Linked DNA regions of Homo sapiens: region 1 is linked to region 2. Evidence: chromatin loops called from intact Hi-C (ENCODE). Cell type or tissue: Calu3. All regions are shown on one strand.

Region 1 (2,500 bases), 88 kb after region 2:
TAATGGAGGGTGGAGGCTATTTTCTACTGTTGGTCACAAAGGACACCTTTTGGCCTTAGAAACATGAAGTAAAACGTTAGCAGTAAAGATCAATAACTGCATTTTATAGACATTGAGCAGAAAATGTTAAATATTATCCTTTCCATTTGTACTTGAAAGCTTTCTCTAGCAAATGAGTCATCATTTTTTAAGAAGTACCATTGTAGTCTTTTGTTATATATTAAGTTTGCAGAAACCCAGGTTAATATGCAATATTTTTCTTCTTCAAAGAATCATAGAACTTATTGCTCTAATCTGACCTTCCTATGGAGGAACTGCTTCTCCATCATCTCTTACTTAGATTGTGTTTCAGTCTCTGCTTAAACATTGTCATGGAAAAAAAGGAGTATTGAAGGGAAAACACAAGCTTGGGATTCATGCAAGTCCGCATTCAAATCCTAGTTTTACCATTTACTACCCAAAGACTTTGAGTAAGTTACTTGACCAATTTGATCTCAGGTTCCTCATCTGTAAAACTAGAACAATGTGCTAATATGTGAAAAGAACTGGGAGATAGTGTATTTAGCCTTTCTCCCCTAATTCTTCCATTAATTTCAAAGGTCACAACCTAGGATATAGACATTCCATTATGGGAAAGTCTTCCTAGAAAACCTTGATTTACGTTCCGGATATTTTTTCCTAAGTGTGTTAATTTATCTATGTCTTTATTTATTCATTAACCTACTGATTCATTCAACAAACCCACTTAGTGCCTATGACATGCTAGAAACTACACCCAGGTGTGGGGAAGTCAATTCTTTATTGAAGTCAGAATCAGAGAGGGGCATCGCTACTTGCTCACTATCACACGATATCTCGAGAGCGATGATGGAGGTATGAATGGCAGAGACCATGGAATGCTCTGGGAACATGAAACAATGATGAACTCTTTCAGCTCAGGCTGTAAGTCTGTACAGAAAAAGCTGGGCCTGTCTATAATATTCCCCAAGGTAGATTTGGCATATGTATCTTTTAAAGAGTTCACCTCTATCCCTGCATTTATATTCCTCTTCATCAAGAAGCTTTATCCAGTATTCTCTACATCCTTTGTAGAGGCAGGGACCAGTTTCTTGGGATCACTCTGGGGAGACAAAACCTGGGTCACTTGTCACTTTGTGTGTGGGTCCCAGTTCTTACATATTTGCTTATAGTTCTTCCAGATGTGTAAGTTTTTACATCTGGAGAGAATTTGAGTGAAATAGTGCCAGTTTAACCATAGTTCTAGTAAGCTCTCAGGCATGAAATGTGCCTGAAGATGAATCATGTACACACAAAAGCACAGAGCAAATGAATAACTAGGATGAATCAGACCAGTTTTATGAAGAATCATTGCCAGGTTCCGTTGAATCAAACAAAAAAGAGGAACAACGTCTCTGCCTCAGAAAGTACTACTTAGCATCCAGCATTCTTAGGGAGTTCAAGTTCATTATAATCTTTAGTGAATATGCCATTTCAGTTTGATTCATTCAGACTTAATCCATATCATCGTTTTCCTTAGAATACTTTGGAATTCTTAGACGTATATTACAAGGGTGGCTCAAGTAGAGAGAAACTCCTTCCCAGCTTTCTCAGAGACTTTAGGTAATGTTTATGACTGACAATTTCCTGAATCTTGGCCAAAAAAAACACAAAACAAAACAAAGCCTAATCATGGTTTTCTATTTTTTCATAATATCATCAAAGAGTATTAGATATTTTTTATGGGCCTATGCTCCCAATCTGGAAAAGAACTTGGTTTTTGCTGCTTCAAGTTTTTTCTTCTGGGACTAAGAGATATTTAGGCCTGTGTTATCCTATCTTGTTCCTTCAGTTCATGTATTCATTCATTCATTCTCACATTCATTCATCTATCCATCCATTCATTCCAGGTTCTGCCACTGTAGAAGAGAATGAACAGCCCAAGAATCTCATCTGTTTTAGGTCCCTATCTCAGCAATGATAATAAGCTGATGTCACTTTAGACAGGCTTACATGGGTGTGGACAGTGTGGTGGACAAGGCTCATTTCCTTGAGTCTGCCACCATGTGGATATGGGTTCCAAGACAGTGGCTTCATGTGACTAACCAAAGGCTAGAAATGCAGATACCTCCTGTAGGTCAAGCAGCCCCCTGCATGCATGAAGAGAGGCCAGGTGTGAGAAACAGATGCAGCTTGGACTATGTAGACGTGGAGAATGCCTGCCTACAGAAAGCAAGTCATATTGGGAGCAGGGGAAAGAACATTACAAGGAAAACAAATCTAGAAGCCAAATATGACCCGTAAGCCTCGCATTAGCAACTCAAGTTCTGAAAATCTCACTTCCGAGAACAATAAGAACCAAAATTATACTTGTGGTTTTCTTCATCTAATATATTATTTGACAGCACTTGATGGAACATGAACTATGATTGTTCCATTTATTAAAATAAAATTCAGAGAGGTAGAGTGTCTTTCACAGGTCACAGAGCTAATGAATTGCAAA
Region 2 (2,500 bases):
ATTCATTTGGTAGATTATCTGCATCCTTAATATTGGTCACTGGGTAATCAAGGGCCTTCTTTGCTTTCATACACTTTATGAGAACTGAGTAACCCACAGATTACCTTAAAATTCTGCTTTATGAATAATTGGAGGAAGTGAACATGGAAATAATGTCCAAAAATAATAGTTCTTTGCTGAGCACTTCCAATTCTGATAGTCACTTTGCTACAAACTTTGCACAGTATTCTTTATTTGTTGCCACAGTCCCTCTGAAGGATATTGTGATTTTTGTTCCAATATAGTTAAGGAAGAAATTAAAGCACACGGAGTAGCTCTGACCAATTGAAATATAACATAAGCCACATATGTAATTTTGAATTTTCTAGGGGCCATATTTGAAAAAGAAAAAAAGCATATTAAGTTAGTTTTAATAATATATTTTCTTTAAACCTATATATCCAAACTATTATTATGTTGGCATGTAATCAATATAAAAATTATTACAATACTTCATAGTTTTTTTCACGCCAAATCTTCAAAATGTGGTGTACATTTATACATATAACACATTTCAATTTGGATGCTAAATCTTTAATCACAAATATTTGTTCAGTATTCAGATTTCATAAAATTTATAGTTGAAAGAGTAAATTCATATTCCAAAGTTTCTCCAAAACTAGTTAAATGTTTTCCAGTTACTAGATAAAATAATCAATTCTTAAAGTTAAATCAAAGTTAAATAAAATTAAGTAAAATTAAAGATTTAGTTTCTTTGTCACACTAACCACCTTTCAAGGACTTCATAGCCACTTATGGCTAGTGGTGGCTGCATTGAACTATGAGGTGTAGCTATTACTGCATTTGTCCAAAGTCACCCATCCGGTGTGGCCCTAGGCAAATGTGTACCTGCCACCTTCCCTGCAAGCCCAGCCACACCCACCTCTTTCACTTCACACCCTGCTACAGTGCAACCGCGCCCATTCCTCCCATTCCACCCACCTCCTCTCCTCTCTTCACCTGCAATCTGGCCATGCCCACTTCTTTCACTCCACCCACCTCCCCTCCCCTCTTGCAACCCAACCACACCCTCTTCCCACTGCACCTTCCTGCCCTCCGTGTCTCTGTTGACTCAGGTCTGGGATCTCTTGCAGTGGCATTTTTCTGTTCAATATCCAATAATACAGTGGCATTATTCTGCTCAAATGGTACTTCTCTTTAAAAGTCAGGGTTTTTAATATAGATTATATAGAATAAAATGTTAGAAATTTGATATTATAGAATCCAGCTGCCTCACTGGAAGATGAAATCCAGGCCCAAACAGGTAAATTGACTTATCTGTAGCTTCTACAAAGTTGCTGGCAGAGCAAGGGTATTTGTTCAGGTCTCAAAATGATGAGACCCACATTCTTTTTAACTACATGGTATTTCCTCCTCTTAATCCAGAAATAATGAGCTATAGTTCCAAGGTATGTGCAGAATTTTAAGTGAAACTACATAGATGCTAGCTACAAAATACAAAGTAATGTCAATAGCATAGCAAATCCTATCCAGTTTCTGGTTATCTTAGAGGAATAAATCCATTTGGAGATGAAAGCCAATTCTGTCATAGGGATTCTTGCTCCAAACTAGTTTTTTGACTTTTCTTTAAGGATTAAATACAGAGATAATGAGTTCAAGTTAATCTGTAGAGTAAAGCTATGAGCAGAACAGATGCTGTGGAGATACAGAATGCAACTGTGGGGGCTCATGGGTCCCACGGCAGAGACAACAAAGAGAAAAAAAGGGAAAATCACTTTGTTGTAATCTCTTCGGATTGAAGGGTTTATAGAATTCTATTTTGGGAACAGACATCTATCTCTGTCATGTTGCAGAAGTCTGAATCCGGAAATGTCGTGCTAGAACAGAAACAGAATCATATAATGACAAAATCTGGGTATTGATATCAGGCTTGTTGTGCCTTTTGAGAACTGTAGGACTTCGGATAATTCCCTGAGTTCCCTGAGCCTCAGTGTCCTTATTTGCAGCATGGTGGGGATTCCTCACAAAGCTGTTGGTGATGATCTAAATGAAAACTGAGTAAAAACACTGATCACAGTGCCTGGATCACTGAGGGACTGCACCTCTTTTTAATCTGTAAAATGAGGAAAATACCTGCTGCCCACCTGCATCATAGAAATTTAAGTAATTACTTCTACAAGTAGAAACATACTGTTTATTAGATTGGATTAATTCTGGGGAGACGTTTTGACACACATGACTACCCTTCAGTTCTCCACTAATAAGGAAACTAGAATATTAAATAGAACACTCATCAGGTGAACAGAGTTGCTCAAAAAGACGACTCAGTGAAAAAGCCAGTGAACCCAATGATATTCCCCAAATGAAAGCCACTGGGGGAAATGAGTGAGCCAAAAGGCAGAGAAAGGGATCAAGGACAAGGAGAGATGTAGACAAGGAAGAGGCTCCTCGAGCAGGGAAAGAAATTAAGCATGAAACTAAAGTGGCCTGTGGTTGTTAA

Evidence for each region. Hi-C counts contacts between places; a loop is a spot of excess contacts. Peaks named below come from ENCODE experiments on the same cell type or tissue, not always from the same donor. Only the 100,000 strongest peaks of a DNase experiment are listed, where the experiment ranks them.
Region 1: a loop joins it to region 2, with 5 times the contacts of the local background. A loop is called at or near these places in 3 of 110 quality-filtered maps.

The regions. Positions count from the first base shown.
Region 1 is chr2:224,881,586-224,884,085 of GRCh38, reverse strand. All of the region lies in intron 7 of DOCK10 (dedicator of cytokinesis 10), which reads left to right. Among named protein-coding and RNA genes, the nearest start is that of MIR4439, 130 kb to the left of the region's middle. In Calu3, no CTCF peak of the experiment used is centred here; no DNase peak of the experiment used is centred here.
Region 2 is chr2:224,969,868-224,972,367 of GRCh38, reverse strand. All of the region lies in intron 1 of DOCK10 (dedicator of cytokinesis 10), which reads left to right. Among named protein-coding and RNA genes, the nearest start is that of MIR4439, 39 kb to the left of the region's middle. In Calu3, no CTCF peak of the experiment used is centred here; a DNase peak (open chromatin) is centred at 957.